Regions from separate parts of the Mus musculus genome. Here regions 2, 3, 4 and 5 are each linked to region 1. Evidence: chromatin loops called from intact Hi-C (ENCODE). Cell type or tissue: heart. All regions are shown on one strand. Region 1 holds the start of Gm41429 (a long non-coding RNA gene). Region 2 holds the start of Cldn5 (claudin 5). Region 3 overlaps Cdc45 (cell division cycle 45). Region 4 overlaps Cdc45 (cell division cycle 45). Region 5 has its middle 18 kb from the start of Mrpl40.

Region 1 (5,000 bases):
AGCAGAAAGTGGACTAGTGACTGGGTCTTCACCTAGCCAGGAATGGTGCTGAGAGCAGCTGTAAGTCTTTGATGAAGGAAGCCAGGAAATGGGGACCAAGAAGGGGGCAGGTAGCTGCAGAACAAACACTGAGCACAAGGGCGGCCTGAAAGGGGCAGGCCAAGCCCACTTCTCTGCGAAAGAAAGTCTAGAATGCTTTCTAGGGCAAACTGCTGGTTCTCTGATGTTGTGTCCCCATTGTAAGACCCTGATGAGTTTTAGCTTACTGGGGACCTCTGAGTGAACAACACAGAGCTGGGGATCTATGCAAAAGCAAGAGGAATTTATTGTTCCAGCATGCTGGGGTCGTCATCCTGCACCCAAAGGAGAGGCAGCAATCCTGGGAGGCCCGTTTAGCAAGTTTTTGTTTTGTTTTGGTTTGGTTTGGTTTTTCAAGACAGGGTTTCTCTGTGTAGCCCTGGCTGTCCTGGAACTCACTCTGTAGACCAGGCTGGCCTCGAACTCAGAAATTCGCCTGCCTCTGCCTCCCGAGTGCTGGGATTAAAGGCGTGTGCCACCACCGCCTGGCTGCAAGTTTTTATACAGTTTCCAGGGGCGGAAATAGAGCACCAGCAACTAGGCACAATATGGTTGGTGGAATAGTGCTCCCTTTAAACTGATTGGTCTTTAGGGAATAAGGTAGTAGAGTCTTAATTAGCCTCTTCCTTCTGGCCTATGTGCTCTCTGACCCGTTTCTTCAGAAGAGGAGGGGTGCCTGGTGGAATTTTCCAATGGCTCTGAACTGACATCTTCATCGTGACATCTATAATGTCACACGTGTGTCCCTAAACTAGCAGAGGCTGAGAGGATGGTACCTGGTCCCCTTCCATGTGTCCTGCCTAAAAGAGGAGGATCCTTTGTGTTTTAAAGTTAAAGTAAAATATACATAGCATGAGATTCATTGTTTTATCTATTTTAAGTGTACAATTAAATAAAGCTGTGAGCATTTGCTGCATGCAACAGGCACAGCCTTCCATTTCCAGAACTTGTCACCCCAAACTGATCTGTCCTGCACCCCAAACTTTCCACCTATCCAGTCCCTCTGAACCACCACTCCATGCCTGTCTCTATCATTTTGACTACTAATTTGACTACTGACTACTGATTTGAATTGTGACTACTCCCATTAAAGGGACTATATAATTTTTGTATCCTCGGGGTGGTAACATGGTGGGCACATGAGTGCCAGGTGCCTTCAAACACCAAAGGCGTTGAGTCTCATGAAGCTGAAATTATAGGTTGTTGTTAGCCACATGACATGGGTGTTGGGAACAGTGCACACTCTTGAGACCAATGGTCTAGAGACTGACTGGCTGCTGGCCAGTGAGCCTCAGAGGGCATTCTGCCTCTGCCTGCTCAGGTTATTGATGTGCTGCCATTACCAGGCTCTTCGCACGGCTGCTGGGGATGGGAACTCAGGTTTGCATGCTTGTGCAGCAAGCATTTTACCTACTGAGCCAATCTTGCAGCCCACCCTTAACACTACACAATAAATAACTAGCGAGTCCTTGCATCCAATACACCTATCCTTCATAGGAAATCTCAGGACAGTGGGAAATTGCTTTTGGTTCCCTCACTCACTCAAAGCCATCTCTCATTGGACACTCAGATGAAAGATGCCCCAGTATGAGACCAGATTTTTAAATTGTTCCAGCAAAGCTAGGCCCAAAGCTCACCTTGGACTGCAGGACAGAAAGCATAGCCAGCCGGTATCCTGGGTTGACACGGAAACACCTCCTCTCCCTGGGGGGTTCAGGAGGGGGAGCCTGCAGCACTCTGCGCTTCACACACTACATGCTCTGGCACCCAGGAAGCCTCAGTCAGAAAGGGGATGAGGGTAACGAAGGACACAGGGATCAGGGCAGGAACAGCAAAAAGAAGTTGCTTGACATTAGTAACGTCTTTGAATCTTTCTGTGTCTCCTGCAGCGATGATCCTGAATCTGACTACTCTGCATATAGTGTACGCCGTGAAGAGCCTGGGTGGAATGGCTCTCTCCCCTAGGGACCAGTGAGAACCTCTGCCCCAGACCTGGTGTGGCTTCCCCATAGCGTAGAACTGGAGCAAAGGCAACACAGAGCCTGTGCCGGCTGTGCAGCCTAGCAGGTTCTAGCCCTATGGTGAGCAAGCGACGCCCTCTCGTGGACAGCTGCGGAGCCGCAGGGGTGGCCGGGCACTCCAAAATCTGCTGTGCGCATCCACTCAAGTGCTGGGTCTGAGAGGAGCCTGGGAAATAATTTGCAAACGAGAGTTGAACTGTATCCCCTCCAAAAGTCATACGGAAGTCCTAAACTTTGGTACCACCGGATGTGATAGGGTCTTTAAGGAGGTAATCTATTCAAATAGTGCCTTGAAAGTAGGCAATTAATATGACTGGGGAGAAGACAGAGAAGATATCCCCCCACCCCCGCCAGTCACCAGGAAGCTTAGAGCCAACCAGAGGTATGCACAACCAGGAGCCCCTCCCTCCACGCACAGGATGGGAGTGGGGCTTAAAACGCAGCTTCTTACACTGTGTGTAGCAACTCCAAATGGGGGTCACACAAATAAATGTGGCATCGAGAAAAAATTGGCAACAGTTAAAGAGTGTATCACACAACCAAAAATTAGTTATAACTCAACTGAGTAGTTTGCCAAGTGTTTCTGGTGGGCTCATCCGTGTGAGCCTGGGGGGACTTCTCTGCAGACTTGGTTCTGAGCACGCCACGCAGCTCTGCACCTCCCATGGCCCACCAACAGCATCGCCCAAATGCATGGGCGCAGTTTTGAGGCTGCACACACACACAGGCTTTTGCACTCACAGAAACATAATGCTTTCATTAAGGAGGACAAACATTTTAATATTTTCCTGCCACCACGACTCATGTGTCTTTGGATCATATTGTGTTAAAATGTTTTCAGTCTCGGCTGGTGAGATGGCTCGGCAGTCAAGAGTACTGACTGCTCTTCCAGAGGTCATGAGTTCAATCCTAGCAACTACATGGTGGCTCACAGCCATCTGTAATGAGAAACAAATAAAAGAAAAAAAAAGCCTATGGGCCAGAGCAAGCAGGGCTCCGGAGCATAAGGGAGAAAGGGAAGAGGGGGAAAATGATTTAAAAAACAAAACAAAACAAAACAAAACATGTTTTCAGCCTGATGTGGTAATGGCACAGGAGTGGAACTCAATGTGTAGACCAGTCTGACTGTGTTGGGATAAAGGCATGGACACACAGTCAGCTAAAGTGAATTTCTTGACTATTCATAATCAGTAACTGAATTGTATACCTCTTTTATAGAGCTACATGTCTAGGGTCACAAAAATTTCCGAGGTAGAGAGAGGAGGCTCAAATAGGAAGCTAAGGAAGGCCTGGCTGAAGGTCTGATGGCCTTTGTCACCACGTCACACATGGCCTCTGTTCTTCAAGAGACAAAGTTAACATGAAAGGACAACAATGGGGACATCAGCAGCCACCGGGCTCCAAGGCCAGGCCGATCATACCCGTGTGTAACAGCCTCGTGTGAGGCCATCAGAGGTTGGCCATACATGCAATACATGCTTGGGGGTGGGGTGGAGGCAGGAAGAGTGGGAATTCAGGTCCTTCTCAGCTGCATAGTGTGTTTGGGGCCAACTGGGTTACCAGGTACCCTGCCTAATAAAACAAAGCCAAAGGCAGCAGGCTCAGGACCCCAAATGATCTCAAAGCTGAAGGCTTCAGTCTTGTTGGGAAGGCTTCCCAGATAAGGAACATGCCCTGCAGAGAGTGCCGGGTGGGAGTGGTACTGTTTGGGGTTTGGATTTATATTTCTTTTGTGTTTTTCAGAAGCACCTAGAAGCCGGAGGTGGGGAAATGAACCCAAAAGCCAACAAATGACATTTAGAATCCGACAAGGTGGCACAGTGTTTGTGGATCCCTTAAAGAGAGAAGGGGGCTGCCTGTGTCAGAGGGAGCATGTTATACATTAAGGATTAAGAAAATTCACCTGGACTGGAGAGATGGCTCAGAGGTTAAAAGCACTGAGTTCAATTCCCAGCAATCACATGGTGACTCACAACCATCTGTAATGGGATCCAATGCCCTCTTCTGGTGTATCTGGAGATGGCTACAATGTATACATAAAATAAATAAGGGCTGGAGAGATGGCTCAGTGGTTAGGAGTGCCGACTGGTCTTCCGAAGGTCCTGAGTTCAAATACCAGCAACCACATAGTGGCTCACAACCACCCATAACAAGATCTGATTCCCTCTTCTGGAGTGTCTGAAGACAGCTACAGCGTACTTACAGATAATAAATAAATAAATCTTAAAAATAAAACATAAAATAAATAAAATCTTTAAAAAAAGAAAAAGAAAGAAGGGTCATGGGGTAAAGTATACAACGGAAAGAACAAGCCACATGTGGTAAAAACATGTTACTCTATAGAGGCATATGGATAGCAACATTGGAGCAAACTCACTCCTTTCTGCTACATGGGGAGGAGCACAAAAGTACATTCCAAGAACAATTCTGCATTTTACAGAAACTGAGGTCACAGGAGTTCTTGTCCTGTTTTCTTGGAGTGTTCTCACAAACACTCAGAATTCTCACATGACTCCATTTTGGGACTGTGTTCTGACACTAACGAAGATCTGTCTTTGTTTTTGTTTTTAAGACAGTCTCTTGTATCCCAGCTCCACTGTACTAAGTATCTGAGGATGGCCTTGAACTCCTGATCCTCCAGCTTCCACTGCCCCAGTGCCACGCCCTATGCTGTTTTGGGTTTGTTTGTTTGCTTGCTTGCTTGCTTGCTTTGTTTTGCTTGAGGCAAAGATTTGACTGGCTGACCGGAACTCATAGAGATCCACCTGCCTCTACCTCCAAGTGCTGGAATTAAAGGCATGTTTAGTTCTTTAACTTAAGAATAAAATGTTTTTAACAATTCCAAATGAGTTGAAAGCACTTAGAGAATAATTATAATAATTTAAAATTCATCTTAGAGAT
Region 2 (5,000 bases), 80 kb before region 1:
ATGTACTGCAGTCAGCTGAAGACTGAACACATCACATCAGCCATGCACTGTGGCTCCCACACATGAGGGAAGTGCCTAGTCTAGCCGTGTGCCCTTGTCGGTGGCCACTTGATACTTGGAGCTGAGCAAGCACTGGGGGTAAAAGTGTTGGAGGTATTCCTGGGAGAAGCCAGCAACCTAGCTATCCACTCTCAGCATTTCCCATCACCCAAGTTGCCATTCCCATGATGCGAGTGAGACTCCAGCTGGATCCTCTCCTGGGCTCTGCCTCCCCTCCTGTATCCCAGCCTAACTCCAGCACTTGGCTGAGTTGAAAACTGGAGAAATCCCTGCAGGGAGTCTTTGAGGAGGGGTGGGTAGATGAATAGGGAGCTGGGCACAAGGAGTCTCTGGACAGAGGACAGGACACAGTTGAAAGTGTTCAAACCATTTACTGAGCAAATTCTTGCCCGGCCCACCCCCCAAGCCCCAAGCTTCCAGGAGGAAGGCAACCCCTCTAAGGCTCTGGTACCTACAGGGCCCCCACCTTGGGGGAGTGCTGGAGTGAGACCAGGTCCAGGCTAAGTCCTTTGGTTCAGTAGGTTCTTCTCCACTAACAAAGAAAATGCCCTTTTTAACACGTCCCTCTGGCAGCCCCGGGGTTTCTCCAGCTGCCCTTTCAGGTTAGCAGGTGCCACTGGACATTAAGGCAGCATCTAGTGCCCCCAGGATCTCAGTAGGAACTGTTCGCGGCAGTTTGGTGCCTACTTCACCGATGAAATCTGAGCGTTCCACCCACGTCGTGGCCAACTGCGCATAGAAGAAAAGGTCGGTCAAGTTCTTAAAAGTGCCTGTAGTCTGTTCTGAGCAGGGCCCGGCTAGTGATGGTCAACGGACTCTGAGAGCGGGCAAGTCTGGCCCGAACCCAGCATGACTTGCGCTGCGCAACCCAGCGGTGGTCGTCATCCACACACGGCTTCCCGCATCGGTCTTTCCCATCGCGGGCTTAGCTGCGGGAAGAGCCCCGCCATGCCTCCCGCCCTTAGACATAGTTCTTCTTGTCGTAATCGCCATTGGCCGTGGGCCGCCGCGGCGCAGAGTACTTGACCGGGAAGCTGAACTCAGGGCGCCCGGTGCAGACCCAGGCGCCGCAACACACGAGGCCGCCACCGCACATGAGCAGTGCGGAGGCCGCCCAGCCGATGTACAGCGCCGCGCCCAGCTCGTACTTCTGTGACACCGGCACCGTCGGATCATAGAACTCGCGGACAACGATGTTGGCGAACCAGCAGAGCGGCACGAGTGCCAGCAGCCCGCACACCGCGTAAAGCGCTCCTCCCGTGAGTGCTACCCGTGCCTTAACTGGGCCCGGGGCCACGCAGGTGGTGCACTGAGCGCCGGTCAAGGTAACAAAGAGTGCCACCAGCGCCAGCAGCACAGCGCCCACGGTGAGTGCCCGAGCTGCCTGCACCTCCGCACTCAGCGCCAGCACAGATTCATACACCTTGCACTGCATGTGCCCGGTACTCTGCACCACGCACGACATCCACAGCCCCTTCCAAGTCGTCTGCGCCGTCACGATGTTGTGGTCCAGGAAGGCAGTCACCTGCCACATGGGCAGCCCACACGCCAGGATCAAGCCCACCCATCCTACCAGACACAGCACCAGACCCAGAATTTCCAACGCTGCAGACCCCATGGCTAAAGACTGAATGCTCACCCGACGGCCCTTGGGGCCTCCGGGTGCTCTCTGCGCTGCTTAGGCTGGGAGCTGGGAATTGATTCTGGTGCCTCTGCTCTGGAGCCTCCAGTCCTGGAGCAGAAGAGGAGGTTTTAACTACACCAACTGGGTTCTGAAGTAACCTGTTGTCCTATTTGAAGTCTCGGGGGCGGACTCTGCCCCCAGGGCGCAGCCCCCCGAGTTAGCTCAACCAATCCATGAGCAGACCTTCGGCCCACAGCCAATCGCGGACCCCCTGACAGCTACAGTTACTGAAACCACGGGCGAGCAGGACTAGTCCTGCTCACCCGAACCGCACCCTGCAGAACCGCAGTCTGAGACCCTACCAGTTTCTGTCCTAGTAGGGGCTGATCTTGGCAGGTACACAGGAGATCTGTGCGCCCCTGTCTCCACTGTTAGCAGCATGACCCCTAACCTACACTCACCAGCTCCACCTGCTACATCCCGGATCATTCCAACTCCTCTCTGCAGACTGCTTGGCCTGGAGGTTCTCTGAGCCCCCGTGCACAGGTGAAACAAACCTCTACGCCCGCCGTTTTTCCCTTGGCACACCAAGCGGAGATGCTCGGCAAGCCTGTGTTGGGCTTGCCCTTAATTATAACCTCATTCATGATCCTACCCAACCACCGCCTACAGTTCTCACTCCTTCCCTGGAACCACTGGTCTGACACAAAGTGAACACTGCAAGGGCCTGTGCTCTCCTCTGGGATGCTGCGCAACCCCTGAGGGTTCTCCGACGTCCAGTCTTCTCCAGCAGATAGGCTGTGATCCTAACACAGCATACTGGAATCCTGGGACAGCAGAGACACGATGGGACATAGAAAGGCTATGCCTTGCCATCCTACAAATAGTTGTGGTGCTTTGCCACCCCAGCCCCCAGGCCACCCTCCGGAAGCCAACTTGGAGTTTCCTGGCCAGGAGGAAGAGCCCCCATCCTCGGTGGAGGAGGGAGCCGCGGGATTTCCGGGCATTCTTCTGCACAATGGCCCAGCCATTTCTTGAAAGGTCCACTGGGTTAGACACACTGGGTCCCTGAGGCTCAGGTGGGGGCACCAGGCCCCACAGCCCACAACCAAACTAGGGCGCCAGCCTCTTTCCAGTGAACACTCCTCCCTGCTCCCTTTGTTTCCAGCTAACCCTGGACTCCAGCTGGGCTTTGTTGTCTTCTGTTGTTGTTCTGTTTGGGGGTTTTGTTTTGTTGTTTCCTCTGCTCAAAAGAACTCAGGGCCTCTATAGGGAAAGGATGACATTGTTGAGGCCAGCCACAGATGTGGAGATTTTGGTAAATCTCTCCCTTTTATGGGTCCCTGCTTCCTTCTGGAGATGGCTCTGAGCTAGAGGTCTATGGGGCCAGGTCATTGCCTACTTCACCCTACAACAAACTGTTCTTAGAAGACGGCGGGAGAGCCTCACATACACACCCTTTCTTGTCCTCCCTGGTACCTCTTCCAGCTATCATATATTAACTGCTGCCTTCTATCTTCTAGAGACCCCTGCTTTTCTGCAGACCCTTCTCCCTGCTCAGTAGATGTAAACTCAAATCCTGCTCCCCCTGCTCCAGTCTGCAGAATTTTGTTTTGCCAGCCCCCTCCCTTCAAGCTCCCAGGCACCTTCCTGGAGCAACTACTGAACCCTCTTCAGATGACCCAACAAGGCTACTCCTGCAGGCCCTGGCCTGTAATCCTCTATGGCTCTCATTGCCCACTGGCAAAGAACTGGATCCTGGGAGCAGCCTAGACTAAGCTGGCTGTAAGTGACCAGGAAAATATTTACACACTTTATACTTCAACCAGATCCATCTTCCCTGGGCCTTGGAATGAGCCTTCCTGCTGTTCCTGTCTTGTCTTGCTGTTCTGCAGGACATGCTGATGCACACATCTGAGAATATCTCTCTACACGCAGGCCCCAGAAGGTCCAAGCCAGGATAGCTTTTGCCCGCTGGCTTTCCTACTAGTGTCCCGGGAATACGGGGATCTTCTGGGACACACATTTGTCCCAGACAAGAAGCAGCTTGCTGCTTTCAACTATTTGGGGCTACAAACAGCAGGACATGCTCCCTTCCTTCTGTCTGCCCTCCTACCCACCATTTCGGTACTGTCCCCAGCCTTGCACCCAGAATGGTCCGAGCAAGTTCACATACCTTTGGTAAATTCATAATTGCCAGTGGAACCTTAGATACCGTACTCTCCAGCATGCAGCGGGACCAGAACCACTCCAGAAATGGACAGCCAGGGCTGGCAATGCTTCCTCGATCCTCCTCAAAACTAAAGGTGGCCCAAGTGACCACCCCAGATCCTTCCTTGGGGATTTGTGTGTGTGTGTGTGTGTGTGTGTGTGTGTGTGTGTGTGTGTGTGCATTGGACACTGTCTCTCCCAGAGCACACAGCACAGGCCACTTAATAAACAAACTGCCAACAAAGTACCAGATAGGAAGGCAAAACCCAGCAGAGGGTTCTCTGAAAAGGTGGCAGCGCAGCAGGAGTCCAGGAAGAAGATCCCAAGGAGCAGTTGGAAATCTGAGTATAAGATGCTGGTGTACAGATGCACTTGGGCTAGGCAATGTAGCTCTGGGGTAGAGCACTGCTTAGCAAGTTCCATCACCAACACTACAAACTAAAACTAAGTAGATCACCCTAGAGGTGGGACACGGCTCACAGAGGATCTGACCTTGGAGCAGAAAGAGGTCAGCATAGCCAGAGTGCAGCAAAGGGCCAGGGCCAGGGAGTCTGGGGTGGTAGGGGGCTTGCCAGGCAGGCCACCTGCTCCTGCCCTGCTATTGTTCTGCTTTCCCAGGGGAAATGGCACAGGATCCTATTAATCCTGTGACAGAAAGGCCTGAGTCTGCAGAAAAGCAAAGTTTATCTCTAGCAGCTGCTGGCTGACCCTGCCCTGAGGGGATCCGTTGACCTTCCATGGCAATCTAAATTTAGGCTCCAGGTTCCTGGGGCTTGGATTTGAGGAGCTCTTAACAAACAGGCTTTATTTCAAAGGGAGTGAGGGAAGGAAACAAAAACAAAAACAAAAACCCCAGCCTTACTTCTATCTTTCAGTTTCTGGTCCAGGATGTCTTCCCCAAGTTCAGCAGACATTTACAGGTCAACAACATTCTTCTTGCCCAGAGCCATTTCTTGGTGGAAGACAAAAAGCCCAGGCTCTCACTGGCCCAACAGGAAGCATCTTAAGACCCCCCTCCTCATGTCACTGACTGAGGGGCTGGGAACCTAGGGTGATCTCCGTAGGAAGACAGTTGGCACCGGAGTTAGACTCCCCCTTCTTTTTG
Region 3 (5,000 bases), 100 kb before region 1:
GACACACTGTAAAGTTTTCACTCCAGGGATCAGTGTCCTACAATAAGAGAGAACAAAGGTTTCACAGCCAGAAAATCCTGTTGCTCGTCAGAGGTGCCTTTGGGTGGGCAGTGCAACCTCTGCGCTGTCCCCCTACTCCTCTGGAAACTGAGTGACAGATGCTTCGCAGTGTGCTCTGGTTTGCCTCGTGGCTTTTTTTTTCTTTCTTTCTTTCTTTGGTATTACAAAAGTGATACCTGCCCAGTAGAAAGCGATTTTCTGAGAAGAGGACTTTTTATACAGCCCTGCCTAGCCCTGAGCCTCTGGCTTCAAGTGATCCTCCTGCCTCCTCCTAAATAGCTGGGAATATATTTACACACCGTTGTACCCGCCAAGATAAATTTTAGATGGTAATGGGATTCTTTCTGCTTCCTGGCCATCTTGACATGAGCTGTTCTTTCCCATGCCTTGGTGGTGACTGAAATTGTAATCTAAAATAAATCATTCCCCCCCTTATTTAAAAACAAAAACAAAACCCAAATTCTTGCCTTTTGCCTTTCAGTTTTTGTAGCACTGAGGATCAAACCTAGAACTCGAATATACCAGGAAAGTACTTACCACTGAGCCACCCACCTCCAGCACTTGCTAATTATTTTTAATTCTAGAATCACGCTAACCTTTATTTCATTCATAAAGTAAGCCAGGCATGGTGGCACACAACTTTAGCCCCAGGACCTGGAAGGCAGAGGTGGAGGATCTCTTGAGCGTGAGGCCAGCCTGTCCTATAGAGTGACTTCCCTGATAGCCCGAGCTAAACAGAGACATCCTGTCTCGGAGAGAGAGAGACAAGAGTGCTTCTAGGTGCTTCACATTTGAGCTTCTCTGGACTACTGTCTGCTTCACAACCATAGTGGTCTAAAGTATCTAGTCAGCCAGGAGATCCAGAGAAACCAAACATGCTCCACAGTGCAGCTAAGCTAGAATGTTGGGTGAATTAGATGTATTGAATGCTGCTTGTTTTGTCTTGTTTCTGCAGTGTTAGGTAAACCCATCCTAGGTCAAGGGCACAGGTGCTCCTTTCAGAGGCAGTTGTCAGGGTAGCCCCTCAGGCTGTGTAGCAGCTACCCTTTTGTTCATCATCAAAATGTCGTTAAGAGCAGCTCAGAGAAGGCAGATTTGTTTCCCAGCACCTACATCCTAGCTCATAGCCGTCCATGGATTCAGGTCCAGAGTATCTGCCCCTTCCTCTGACCTGTAGGTACCAGGCACATACATGGTGCACAGACACATTCAGGCAAAGCGCTCACACATAAAATAAAGCAAATCTTTAAAAAGACTGATTAGGCTGGGTGTGGTGGCTGTTTTGGTTGGATTACTAATGCTGTGATGAAACACTATGACCAAAGAAAGCATCGTTGGGAGGAGAGGGTTTATTTTCAGCTTCCACTTCCAGGTAATGATCCCTCTCTGAGTGAAGTCAGGGTAAAAGCTCAAACCAGGGCAGGACCCTGTAGGCTGGGGCTGATGCAGAGGATGTGGAGGAATGCTGCTTACTGGCTTCCTCCTCCTGGTTTGTTCAACCTGCTTTCTTGTAAAGCCCAGGACTGCTAGACCAGAGATGGCACCACCCACTATGGGCGGGGCCTTCCCCATCAATCACTAATTAAGAAAATGCCCTATAGGCTTGCTTACAACCTAAACTTATGGAAGCATTTTCTTATTTGAGGTTCCCTCCTCTCTGATGATTTCAGCTTGTGTCAACTTGACATAAAACTAGCCAATACAGTGGCACACACCTTTAATTCCAGCATTTGGGAGGCAAAAGCAGGAAGATCTCTGAGTTTAAGGCCTGACTGGTCTACCTAGCGAGTTCAAGGCCATCCAGGGCTACATAATGTGACACTCTCTAAGTAACAAATAAATAAATATGTATTAATCTCTGTGCAAGAAGATTAAACTATGGGATTACAGTAGCACCTGGCTCTGTTAACACTGGCCAGGATTTAGGGCCTTCAGTAGCTGTAGAAGATATATGGTTCTTTTTTTGGGGGAGGGGGTTGGTTTTTTGAGATGGTGTTTCTTCTCTGTGTAGCCCTGGCTGTCTTGGAACTCACTTTGTAGACCAGGCTAGCCTCGAACTCAGAAATCTGCCTGCCTCTGCCTCCGCCTCCCGAGTGCTGGGATTAAAGGTGTGCACCACCATGCTTGGCTTAGATATATGGTTCTTAACACATTAATTTGATGTAGGATTTTTGTCTGATTGTTTATGATAATGCAAAAGTGATGTAGCTCAGTACAAATCAAATTTGTTTCAGTAAAAACACTGTAGTTAGTCTTCAGCTTTGGCCCTTAGATCTTGGACTCTTGGTAGTATATTTCCTATGTCTCGTTTATAGTTGAAGGTTTACCATCCTTTGGTTCTCTGCTCAGCCCTTGCAGTGGATAGAGAGGGAACTAATACTCTCTCAGAAATGACACCTGACTTCTCCAGATCCCTTGAAAATTTTCTCCCTGGAGGAAATCCGCATCTCATGCTAAGTCTGCTGGTCAGACACCCACTGTCTTCACAGTCTCTCACCAAACTCAGACCTCCCACTCTATCCATGTGACCAGAACCAGAGCCCTTCCTCATCTGGGTCTGAGGCTGCCTCCATGCAGGAAGAATATGGATGTAGGGTGGACAGTCAGGCCACAGGGCCTCCTGACCTGTTTTCATGATAGCTTTGAGCATCGCCTGAGATGTGCAGCCTTCCTTGCACAGTGCTATGCCTGGGCTTCCCACTGGGTGGCACTTTGTTTCCATCCTTCATGTGCTACATGATTAAACACAAAGATGCAGATGACATTAGATAGCAGAGACTGATGTTTGGGGTCAGCGGAATTACTCTGTCATCTTTCCCTCACTCTGATGGGGACTTTTTTTCTCACATGCTGAATAGCTTGAATACCCTGATCTGCAGGACTTCACTGGGCTCCTTGGCTTGGAGCCGTCCCACTGTCCCCACTGTGTGGCCCCTTCTGTAACTTAGTTGCTTTTGGCTTCAGGCTTTTTTGTTTTCCTTGCAGTCGGCCATGGTGATGTTTGACCTGGCGTGGATGATGTCCAAGGACCTGAATGACATGCTGTGGTATGTAGCGCACATACACACACAAACATGGAAATCCTGCTAAAGCATCTTGGGAGTCCTGCCACCAGCTAAAGTCACTGTCACATGGACAGTCCAGTGTTTCCATGAGGAATGTTAGGTGCAGCCCCTCTCTGGGATGACTTATAAGCCTCGTTTTCCAAGGGTTAAGTATGAGGCTGGGGGACGGTCATTGAGGACAGTGGGGCTCCAGGTCAGCTCCTGTCTCTGCACTCTTGATGCTTACTTAGCCTCATGCCCAGCAGGTACAGTAAGTGGAGGTTTGAGTGAGATCGACCTTGGTCGGCATTCTTGCAGCCCTGGCACTGGTACAATCCAACTCAGAATTGTCCCTTTCTGCAATTTCCCTGTCAGACTGTAACCAGGGCCTTGAGCACACAGACCAGTGAGCCTCCCAGTCACTGTCAACTTGATTGATTTTGAAAGAGGATCTGGTCTTTATAAATGAGAACCATGTAATTCTGGCTTGGCTCTGCCTCCTTGGCCCCTTGTGGTCCTCGTTTTCTCTGCAAGCAGTACACCAAGGTCCTTCAGGTCTGATCACCATTACATTGGGCTGCAGAGAATCCGGACAGGTTAGGACTTTGCCCTGCCATTGTCCAGGTGTAAAGATGCCCATCTTTTGGCCCCACTCAGCTCTTATTCCTATGCTATGCCTGTACTTATTCCTAACTGGCCACTTGCGGAAACAACTGCTCCCAGCCAGGTTGGTTAGTGCTAAATAATTAGTTGCTTTGGTATTCAAGCTAAATTGGTTTCCTCCTAGATCCAATAGCGACCGGTCTTAACAGGAATCACGGAGGCCTGGTCCTGGGTGTGTGCAGTGTACCTTTAATAGGATGCTTTCTTTACTGGATGGATTCCCTTGTGCTTTCTTGTCTAACTTGTGATGAGTCCTTTAGGTCACTTGTTTACACTGGTGGCTTCTCTCTGACCTAAGTATAGTTTATGTCCACCCAAGCTTTGACCTAGAGCTGGAAGACTGACCTTGTGTTTCTTCCAGTATCTCAGGGAAAACTTTCCCTAAGATTTCCCCATTTTTTTAAAGATGGAAGGCGCAAATGTCAACATTTCAAAATTACAGTAGAAAAGAAGCCCAAGATAATTATTCACAAATTGGTGGCAGGGCACAGTGAGTTTTGGGGCCATGCTAACAGGACACTCCTGGACTGTCCATCAAGTCACTTGGCTCCAGGACACATAACTTACCGAGTCCAGGCACCTTGTAGCTTTACCGCATCATCTGCTTTCCTTCCAGGTGGGCCATTGTTGGACTGACAGACCAGTGGGTGCATGACAAGATCACTCAGTAAGTGATGGCCTCCGTTTGAGGGTAGCTCTGTGCTCTGTGCATGTGGCAGCCCCTGAGTCAGCACAAGGACATGGGAAGCAGTATCAGTGAGAAGGAGGAGGGTGGCTCTTCTTACCTGGGCTCTTGGCCTTAGGACCTTTGCTTATGGCCTAGCTTGGCCTCCTTACAGCCTGAGAAGTCCCCTGGGTGGAGCCAGCAGCAGCTGTGGCCTAGAGACAGGTACTAAGATGTAGCCTGTGCACACTGGAGGTTAGGGGAGAGATGGATGCAGGTAGGGAAGGAAGGAAGGGAAGAGAAGAAGGCCTAGGGCTCCTGTCAGGGGGGTGAGTTTGTTCACAAAACAAGAGACTTACAAGAGGGTTGGCAAGGCGCAGAGTCTCGGATCCTCTGTGAGTGTGGCAGGCTCCCCTTCTGTGGACTCTGTGAACTGGGAAGGAGGCAGAGCTTTGAACAGGCAAACAGAGTCTCTCATTGTCTCGCTTGGGACTGGGACACGGTCCAACGTCTTGTGGTTATCAAGTAGGACTTGTAAGAGAGTGAAAAGGCCAGGCCTGAGCCCACAG
Region 4 (5,000 bases), 87 kb before region 1:
AGCATACCCTCTAGTGACTGCATCCCTGCAGGCTTTAGGGGTGGCCTAATGCTATCAGAGTTTCTAGGTGCTGAGCAGTGTGCTCCACCCTGCAAGCTGAGAATGACTGTGCTGTGACCAAGAGTGCTCCTGTCTCCATAGACAAAGAATCGACGATGCAAGCTGCTGCCCCTGGTGATGGCTGCCCCGCTGAGCGTGGAACAGGGCACAGTGACCGTGGTGGGCATCCCCCCAGAGACTGATAGCTCGGATAGAAAGAAGTGAGCAGCTTCTACGTGTCCTGGGACAACAAGGCTGAAGGCCCTGGTGTGTCAGCACATTGGCCACCAACTCTGCAGAGCCTAAGTGGCTTTTGCCCTTCACTGTCTGTGTCACTGGGGCCAGGTTGGGAAGGGTCAGTTGTCTGTTGTCTGTGGTCTGTCTCACAGTGTATCTGTTCTGTGCCTTTAGCTTTTTTGGTCGGGCTTTTGAGAAGGCAGCAGAAAGCACCAGCTCTCGGACTCTACACAATTACTTTGACCTCTCAGGTGAGTGTCTCTGCCCAGTGACCACATTTCTGCCTTCACACCTTCCAGGCCAGCATTGGCCCTGGAGGGAGGCAAGCTGGTGATGGAGGTATCCAGCCAGCAATCCACCTTGCCCTTCCAAAACAGCCCTCGGCAAAGCTGCCTTTATAATTCTCACAACTCTTGCTGGGAAGGCACAGGCCTACATGCAGCCTCACTACCCTGCTCTAAAGTCAGTTCCCACCCTGAGGGGCTGACTGTGGTAACTCCAGAGGCCAAGCCAGTCTCCATCATGTACAAAAGGAAACAACACAGCCTGTGGCTGGCAAAGCTGGCACCATGAAGGACCTTACCTGGGGCTCCAGCACTCTACCCTGCAAGACAGTTTTTGCAACTGTTGGGTGAGTCAGAGAGTGGAAAGGCGTAGTCCGGTGACCACCAGAGAGAGCAGCACACAACTTGGTTCATGCTTGAGCAGATTTACCTTCTTTTTTTTTTTTTTTTTTTTTTTTTTGAGACACAGGCTATATAGCCCAAGCTAGCCTTGTTCTTATCATTTTCCTGCCTATGCTTCTCAAGTGCAGAGATTATAAGCTTGGGGCTACCAAACTGGTCTGTCTTTTTTTGTTGGTTTACTTGGCTGGCTTTAATGTCTTGGTTTTTGTTGGAGGGTTTGGGGGAAGGCTGTTATTGTTTTTGTTTGTTTGTTTTTATTTTGTGAAGTCTCTCTATAGCTCTGGCTGTCCTTGTCTTATTTTTGAGATGGGATCTCACTGTGTAGATGAGGCTGGCTAGAGTGCACCAAGGTGGAAACTGCCTCTGCCTGCCAAGTGCTCGGGTTAGAGGGCTGCACCACAACACCTGGCCCGTCTTGTTCTTGCTCACATCTCTTTTTTTTTTTTTTTTTGCTTCATTTATTTTACTTTATGTGTATGAATGTTGTGCCTGCATGTATGTCTGTACACCATGAGCATGCCTGTTGGAACTCCTGGAAATGGGATTATAGATGGTTGTGAGCCACTGTTTAAGTGCTGGGAATTGAGCCTGGACCATCCTCTACAAGAGTAACAAGTGCTTTTAACTGCTGGGCCAACTCTCCAGCCCCTCGCTGACACATTTTACAGTAAAACAGGCTTGACTTGACAATGCACTGCTGTCAGTGGCTCCCTAGGCTGCAGAGTGCAATAGCCTGGTGACTTCCACGGGCTAATTCCTCTCAGTGCCGTGTCTGGCACTGGAAGTCAAGGTGTCAGTATGACTGGCAGCCTCTGTCCTTAGCTACATAGTTTCTTCTTTCTGAAACTCCTCTATGTATGTCTCTGCCCTGATCTCTTCTTACAAGGCCCCTAATATTGTGGGTAGGACACACCCTCAGCACCTTATTTTGACCTGTTTGAAACTCCTGACTCAAGGTGTCAGATACTGGAGTTGGGGTTTCAACAAAGGAACTTGGGGAACACAGCTCTCTGTTTCTTCTGCTTCTGCTTCTTCTTCTTCTTCTTCTTCTCCTTCTCCTTCTCCTTCTCCTTCTCCTTCTCCTTCTCCTCCTCCTCCTCCTCCTCCTCCTCCTCCTCCTCCTCCTCCTTCTCCTTCTCCTTATTTTTTTTCGCCTGAAGGGGGGGGTTATTATATATAAATACATAGTAGTTGTCTTCAGATGCGCCAGAAGAGGGCATCAGATCTCACTACAGGTGGTTGGAAGCCACCATGTGGTTGCTGGGATTTGAACTCAGGACCTTTGGAAGAGCAGTCAGTGCTCTTAAACTCTGAGCCATCTCTCCAGCCCCTCTCTGTTTCTTTTTAGTTTTGTTTGTTTTTGTTTTGTTGTTGTGGTGGTTGGTTGTGGATAGGTTGGTTTTGTTTGTTTTATTTTGAGACAAGGTCTGTAATGTAGCTTTGTGTATCCTAGAACTTACTCTAGAACAAACGAGGCTGTCTTCAAACTTACAAAGATCTGGTTGCCTCTGCCTCCTGAGTGCTGACACCACTATGCCCAGCTACCTCGGTGTTTTATCTGCATCTCTCAGAAAGGGAATTTCTTACATTACCATGCTCTGATACCCCAACACTGATTTGTCTGTGTTCAAGTTGCCTGCAGTGTCTCAGGCAGGCTTCTTTGGGCCAGGCAGCTGTAGCTATGGCATTGTGGGGTTGGTCCACCATGAACAGCAGCTCCTGATTCCTGCCTGTGATGTGAGTGGGTTGGCCACAACACACCTTTGTTGCACAGGGAGGGTGTAGGCTAGAAGCTCCCTGGATTCCTCTGAGGGTTGAGAACTGGAGGTAGCAAGTGTGGAAGTATGGTCAGTATCAGCCTGGTGGGCAAGGCTTTGTACTCTAGGGAGCTAGCCAGCAGCACAGAGCACCCCACTCATAGCAAGCAAGCCCTCTTCAGCGTCTGACTTTGCTTTATCATACCTGCCTAAACCTGTCTGCCCTTCAAAACACAAGTATTTTGTGTTGGGTCCTCTCCAGAAGACACTGAAGTACACCACAGAGCAGGGCTGATGTGGCCTGCACCACTATGGGGACAGGCATTAATGCCGGTCCCTGTCCAGGTCTGTATCAGGGTTGTCACCTGCTTGGTGTTCCCTATGCTGCCAGCCATCGTTTACCCCTGCATGCTCTGGAGTCCTCGCAGGATAAGGCTCTGGACTCTCCACAGTGGAGCCGACAGATCTAAAACAAGAGTACAGTGGGAAAGAGATGAAACCCAACACTGCAGAACCTTCCAGGCCTGCCAGGAGCCCGCAGTGTGGAATGCCAGGAGAGTTGTCAGCCTGAGGGAGGAGGGGGAGGCCACGTACCATGCCTTGTTTCTCACTCCTCCCTGCTCATGGGATGTTTTCCTTTCATTACTTCAGTAATTGAGCTGAAGGCTGAGGACCGGAGCAAGTTCCTGGACGCTCTTGTGTCACTGCTGTCCTGAGGGTAAGCATGGGCGGGCCGGGTCCGAGGGCCCAACTCCTGCTCTTGTATCTCTCAACAGAGGCGTTTACTTGTGTTTCCCATCAGAACACGGTCTTGAGATTTTTCCCAGGAATGTCTGACCTAAGAATGCCAGCAAGGCCACAATGGAGCACTTTTGAGAAAGCTTAATTAATTAATTAATTTCATTAAGCACCTTTGACACCACCACCACCCTCCCCAAAATGACCTCAGATTTTCTCTCTCATGCCCACACCATCGGCTGAGCATCATGTGTGACATACAGGTTATCTAGTACCAGCCCCAGAGGTCACTCAGTCTCTTACAGCCACAGTCACAAGCCCCAGGCTGGGGCCCACAGAAGTGGCACTCTGGGCTTTTCTGCACTCAGGCTTTAATAAGAAAGCAAGCTGTTGGTTCCGCATGGGCTCTCAGCCCACTGTGGCTCAACACCTCCCTAATGAAGCCCTCACTATTCTCCCACACAATCCTACTTTCCCACATTGGAAAGTGGAAGTAGTTTTCTCCTATGCTTGTGTGACCATCTCAGCCTCCGTTTGGCCGAGCAGACTTTCCAAGCCTCTGATATAAGGAGCTTTCAGGCTGAGGCTGCTCAATCCATGTTAAACCCAACCTATAGGGGAACAGAATGGCCTCATGTGGCTCAGGAACTTCATTCCGTCAAGATAGCATGAGCACTAGGGGCCATATTAAGGAAAGTGTCTAGACTGGACCTGGAAATCCTTGGTCAGACTTGCAGGTAGTCAGCAGTGACTTGGGCCAGGTAAGTTTAACTTTAAATTAGTCTAACTCCAAAAAAAAGGAGCCCACGAGTGTCAAGTGTGTACTGAGCTTGTGGGGAGCAATACGGGGCCAGGGCTGACTGGAGGCAGATCTCTCCTGCACTGCCAATAGCACTGCTATGTGTGTCTGGCTACCGAGCAGGGGTGTAACTGGGAGGGGAAGGAGAAGATGTTGTTACATGATGGGGGAAGCAAGAGACTGCCTGGCAGGGGAAGGAAGGGGCCCTTGTATACAAACCATGAAGCTGCCCGGGCAGGACAAGTGGCCAGCCAGGGTCTACCAGGTGAAAGGGTCTGGGTACTTTTCATGCAGATAGACAGTCAGACTCAGTAGGGAGTGTGGAAGGACAGTGAGTACCTCAATAGATATGGGGTGACCTTTACTCCAAACTCACCCTCACCCTCACTGTTGAAGCTGCTCAGAAGCAGCAGCCCATCACGCCATGGGACCGCCCACTCTAGTTTGATGAAATGGAGAGAAAGGATGAATTGTAGGAAACCTTTTTTTTTTTTTCCTTCCAGAATTCAACTTCTCCAGAAGTGACCTCCTTTTCCTTATTTATATTTCCTGGCCACTATTCAGTTGTAAGATAACATTTGAAATGTGAGACTATATGGTTTTTAATAAAATGTTTGATGTTTTATCCCCTCTGGGTCTGTGATCTTATTGGACCTTAGAAGTACTCTGAGCCTTCTTGGGATCCAGGGAAACCTTGTTCCTGTGTCCTCTGCTACATAGGAGGCATAGAGGCTTCTCTGTTCA
Region 5 (5,000 bases), 160 kb before region 1:
ACACCTTGATCAGAGCTGCCAGTTCAGCTTTCTAGGCTGGCATTCCTCCCAGGCTCTGCCCATATGATCTTGGAGTCTGAGACCACTGCTGCCCCAGCATACCTCTGTCCATCCTGAATGAGGCTGTTGTCATTGGAAAACCGTGTTACCTCTGCATCCATCTGAACAATCATGCAGAGGCCCATCAATTGAGCTCAGAGTCAGGCAGCAGAGCAGCTAATCCTGGGGGCATTCAAGAAGAGAGGCTGGGGCTGAGTCATTCTGGCATCATTTTTAACCAGGAGGTCATTGCTGCACTGATGTGTAAACAGGTCAGCTTCTGCCAATTAGTGACACATTGGCCATTGGCTGATGCCAAGGTCTGGAGTCTGAGTATGCATCCTCAGGGCCAAGCAATGTCAGCTGTAGTTGGCAGAGTAAAGCCTTCTTAGTGGAGCCTCAAATAGTCCAAGACCTCTAAGAGGTCTTGTGTTTTTGTTTTATTTCTGTTGCCACTAGGAAGTTATTTTAAACTGATGAAGAGACTTTATCCTCAGGTTTAGCAAGACATAATGTTGAACTTTATTAATTATCAACAAAAAGGCTGGTAGGTTTCCCTTTTACTTTTAGGGTTACCCTGGCCTTGGAGAGGGGGCACTTTTGATCTTATGGCCCCTCTTATCTACTTCTCTGTTTTAGGCATCTCTTACAGTCTTCTGGTTTGGCTTTGGCTGCTAACAGATCTTTGCTAGGTCTAGAGTCTGTTCCTTTTGTCCTCTCCTCTGCTTCTCCTTTGCAGTCTCTCTTCTATTAAATACTCTCTCTGCCACTATCATTAGATCTCTCAGACTTTTTCTTTTTTCCTAACCTCTCAATCTTCTGGAGCTTTTTCTTAAATATCTGGTGCTTCCTGATTAATAAAGCTAGAGTGATGGCTGCCTTTGCTTCTGGTGGTTTAGGGTCCATGGGGGTGTACTGTCAAAATGTCCCCATGACCCTCTCTAAAAAAGTTTTATTCCTGTCTAATATCATACACTCTGGCCAAATTTGTGGGCTGTCTTGTGGCCACCTTGAGACCTGCCAGCAAAGCCTGACAGTAGACTAAGAGCCTCTTCTTACCTTCAACAGAGTTAAAATACCAGTCTGAGCTAGATAGTGGAAAGCAAGCATTTGGGGGGGGGTCTTCTGTGGGGCCAGGAACCCGCTTCCTGGCCTATTCTGTGGTGAAGGGAACCTGTAGAATGTGGTAGACATAGCCTGTCTCATGTTAATATGTCCGTCAAAGCCACTTTGTCAAAGTCATCTCATCAAAGTCACCTGTCAAAATCATTTTATCAAGCTCATCTTGTCAAAGTCACCTCATCAAAGTCATGTAACAAGAGACACAAACACAACATACAAAAACACAAATAAAACCTTTCCTGTCTTTCAAGCAGAAAGAAGAAACAGCCAGAAAGTGTCACTCATGAAAAAGACCTCTCTATGCCACCCAAAACACAAGTCCAACCTTTTCTCTCTACCAGGCAGAAATGGGAAATAACCAGAAAGTGATGCACACCCACAAAAAATTAACCTGATTGGTGGGAGTCTCTCAGCTCCTCTGAGCCCACACCTATCCCAGACCAAGACTCAGGATGTCTCCTGGCCCCACCATAAGCCATGGCTCTCAGATACATCTATCCTAACTGCAACCTGCCACAGAAACAAATTCAAGGCCTTGTACCCAGAAGGATATGACACCGTTTAGAATCAATGAACAGAAAAAGGTACAACCAGAAACAAAAATCAACCAAAACCAGGGGGAAAAAAATACAGCCAGTAGTAACAAAAACCAACCAGAAGGTGGCACTCACAGCAGATGGATGTAGTGCCACTCAATCTGTGAACAGAGGCAACCAGCAACAAAAACCAAAACCAGAAAAAAATATAGCCTGTAGTAACAAGAACCAACCAGAAGGTGGTGCTCACAGAAGACTAATGTGGTCACTCAGACCTGGAAAAAAGGGATACAGCCCATAGTAACAAGAAACAACCAGAAGATGGTACTCTCTCACACACACACACACAGAACAACAACAATCCTCAGTACTGCACAAATATTTACTCAGACCTGGAAAAATCACTATGGCAACATAAGTCATTTATAATACACAAGTTTGTCATGATCTGTAGATCTCACAGAAAGTTTCTAACATTCAGACAAATTAGGCACCACCCAGATCACAAGCTTTTGTGCCACTGAATAATAAAAGAATTTCTGGGGGTATCGCCAATCCAGATTTCAAGTTCTTCTACAGAGGTATAGTAATAAAAACAGCTTGGTATTGGCATAAAAACAGACATGCAGATCAATAGAATCAAATTGAATATCTAGACATAAACCCACATATCTATGGACACCTGATTTTTTACAAAAAAAGCTAAAAATACACACTGTGTATTTCAACAAATTGTGCTAGTCAAAATGGATGGCTGGATCCAGTTTGGAATTCACTCTGTAGACCAAGACGACCTTGAACTCAGAGATCAGCCTGCCTCTGTCTCCCAAGTGTTGGGATTAAAGGCATATGCCACCACTACCCAGCTGTTAACACTAACCTTGGAAGGCTGAGTCAGGAGCATTTTGAGTCAGGAGAAATTGCATAGAAGAATGTAAATAGATCCATATTTATCACCCTGCACAAAACTGAACTTTTAATTGGGTCAAGGACCTTAACATAAGAGCAGATATACTAAACCTGATAGAAGAGAAGTGGGGAAATAATCTTGAACTTATTGACACAGGAAAAGACTTTCTAAACAGGCACTAAGATCAACAATTAATAAATGGTGATGTGCCAGGAAGTGTTTATGAATCCAAAAGACCACCAAGGAGCCATCTCTGACATAATAGCATTAGAGTCTCTTTATTACAAGCTCAGGCTTGGGCTCTCTTCCAACCCAACCCCGACACAAGAGGGCAGGAAGGGAAGGTGGAGCCACCTTGAACCCTCAACAAGACAAGTTTTTATAGGAAAATAGGAGCAAGTGATGTTGGAGTTCGTCAGAAGACCCTTACTCAGAACGACCTCAGAGACAGCCGCCATCGCTGCAAAACACATGAGGATTTTTATTGATCCAACATGTTGGGGACTCCCCTCCCAGCACACAGGCCAGAGGAGAGACCCAGAACAAAGAAAGAACACATTTTTTATACCTTTGTAAGGGGCATATTTGAGCAACAGGGTTCTCATTGGTGTAGCAAGTAACCCTTTCAGGCGTTGGTTGGTTTGTATAGGATGACTAAGTAACCCTTTGGCCTAATGACTCACTTTGCTTGCCCCCATGGTGGGTTATTATGATTTGGTCAGCAAAGTAATAGTACATTTTGAACTTATGGATCAGCTATTAACATCAGGGGAATTCTTGCAACAAGGTCAGGGTGGTTTATGGTCTTTGTGAGAATTCAGTGTGGGGGGGGGGCAGGAGAATTGCTAATCTTGTTATGGTTATTTCTCAGAGAACAGCTATTGTTTTGGTAGTTGCAAGCTTAATCATTTTGACCGCGAAAACTATGTTTTTACATTTGTTTAGTCAGCCAGCTTTCTTATCTGGCTCTGCACTTGGCCTGCTTGTGCAGTTTGGAAAGTCCTTTTCGAAGGGGGAAGGTACTGGGTGGTCTTCAATTCATTTTGGATATTACAGTGAGAGGGTGAGGGAGGTGGTGTCCAGTCTGTCAAGCATCTCATAGAATGACTGTAAGCCAACAGGTGGGTGCTCTGAAGCAAGAGTGTATAGAGTCACAAGCCATCTGAAACAATCAGACTAATCTTTGATTAACTGTTGCTAGGTGGGGGGTGGGTGGGTATGGGGGACTTTTGGTATAGCATTGGAAATGTAAATGAGCTAAATACCTAATAAAAAATGGAAAAAAAAACTGTTGCTAGGAAGTAGCTAGGGAGTAACTCTGGCCAGGGACAAGCTGTGGGGTCCTTCCTGGTACTTCGATGCAGCTTGGGTTCTGCTGTAGGTCAAGTTCTCAGGCTCTTTTTATTTTTTATTTTTCTTTTCTTTAAGATGGAGGCCAGTCCCAGGATGGAATAGGTTTGGCCTCTCAATGGGACCTTGTGAAACTGGGATGCTTCTGTATGGCAAAGGACACCATCACTTGAACAAAGTGGCAAGTTACAGAATTGGAGAAGGTCTTTACCAATTGCTTATCCTATAGAGGGTCAATAATACATAAAATGCATAAAGATCTCAAAAAATAGCCAGGCAGTGTTGACAGTGCCTTTAATCCCAGCACTCTGGAGGCAAAGGCTCCTGATCTCTGAGTTCAAGGTCAGCCTGCTCTACAGAGCAAGTTGTAGGACAGCCAGGACTATACAGAGAAACCCTGTATTGAACAACAAAACAAACAAAAGAACTAAAAAAAAAAATCAAAAAACAAAAAATTTAACATCAAGGCTGGAGTGGATAAAAGCACTGGCTGTTCTTCCAGAGGACTGGGGTTCAATTCTCAGCACCCACATGGCAGCTCACAATTCTCTGTAAGTCCAAGATCTGACACCCTCACACAGACACCAAAGCAAAAGAGCAATACACATGAAATTCAATATTAAAAAAAAAAAAAACCCTGAACATCAAGAAAACAAATAACCCAATTTAAAAATGGGGCACAGTGGGCTGAAGAGACAGTTCAATGGTTAAGAACACTGACTGCTCTTCCAGAGATTCTGAGCTCAATTCCCAGCAACCACATGGTGGCTCACAACCATCTGTAATGGGATCTGATGCCCTCTTCTGGTGTGTCTGAAGATAGGAACAGTGTACTCACATTAAATAAATAAATAAATAAATAGATAAATAAATAAATAAATAAATAAATGGCTGAGAAACACTTTAAAACTGTAACTGTTCAAAGCCAGCCGTGGTGGCATATGCCTTTAATCCCAGCACTAGGGAGGCAGAGGCAGGCAGATTTCTGAGTTCGAGGCCAGCCTGGACTACAGAGTGAGTTCCAGGACAGCCAGGGCTATACA

Evidence for each region. A loop is a pair of places that touch in the nucleus more often than their neighbours do. Peaks named below come from ENCODE experiments on the same cell type or tissue, not always from the same donor. Only the 100,000 strongest peaks of a DNase experiment are listed, where the experiment ranks them.
Region 2: a loop joins it to region 1, with 3.0 times the contacts of the local background. A loop is called at or near these places in 13 of 42 quality-filtered maps.
Region 3: a loop joins it to region 1, with 7 times the contacts of the local background. A loop is called at or near these places in 34 of 42 quality-filtered maps.
Region 4: it touches region 1 in a loop (3-fold over the local background); 38 of 42 quality-filtered maps call a loop at or near these places.
Region 5: it touches region 1 in a loop (4-fold over the local background); 25 of 42 quality-filtered maps call a loop at or near these places.

Annotation. Positions count from the first base shown.
Region 1 is chr16:18,693,786-18,698,785 of GRCm38, reverse strand. It overlaps Gm41429 (a long non-coding RNA gene), which reads right to left and starts at 2,062. Exons shown (of 3, transcript XR_875944.2): 1 at 1,716-2,062. In heart, no CTCF peak of the experiment used is centred here; a DNase peak (open chromatin) is centred at 2,175; H3K4me3 peaks cover 544 bases.
Region 2 is chr16:18,773,674-18,778,673 of GRCm38, reverse strand. Cldn5 (claudin 5) reads right to left here and starts at 1,827. Exons shown (of 1, transcript NM_013805.4): 1 at 412-1,827. The coding sequence starts at 1,678. The coding sequence ends at 1,022. In heart, no CTCF peak of the experiment used is centred here; DNase peaks (open chromatin) are centred at 1,933 and 2,683; H3K4me3 peaks cover 2,047 bases; H3K27ac peaks cover 1,732 bases; H3K27me3 peaks cover 3,845 bases.
Region 3 is chr16:18,796,783-18,801,782 of GRCm38, reverse strand. Cdc45 (cell division cycle 45) reads left to right here. Exons shown (of 19, transcript NM_001358206.1): 8 at 3,046-3,107; 9 at 4,384-4,434. It overlaps Gm52240 (a long non-coding RNA gene), which reads right to left. Exons shown (of 3, transcript XR_003951899.1): 2 at 4,791-4,864; 3 at 4,155-4,489. Among named protein-coding and RNA genes, the nearest start is that of Gm52240, 3.3 kb to the right of the region's middle. In heart, a CTCF peak has its summit at 2,754; a DNase peak (open chromatin) is centred at 2,731.
Region 4 is chr16:18,780,333-18,785,332 of GRCm38, reverse strand. Cdc45 (cell division cycle 45) reads left to right here. Exons shown (of 19, transcript NM_001358206.1): 16 at 142-260; 17 at 451-527; 18 at 3,371-3,437; 19 at 4,760-4,886. The coding sequence ends at 3,435. Among named protein-coding and RNA genes, the nearest start is that of Cldn5, 6.0 kb to the right of the region's middle. In heart, no CTCF peak of the experiment used is centred here; no DNase peak of the experiment used is centred here; H3K27me3 peaks cover 437 bases.
Region 5 is chr16:18,855,675-18,860,674 of GRCm38, reverse strand. No RefSeq gene overlaps it. Among named protein-coding and RNA genes, the nearest start is that of Mrpl40, 18 kb to the left of the region's middle. In heart, a CTCF peak has its summit at 1,887 (motif pointing right); a DNase peak (open chromatin) is centred at 284.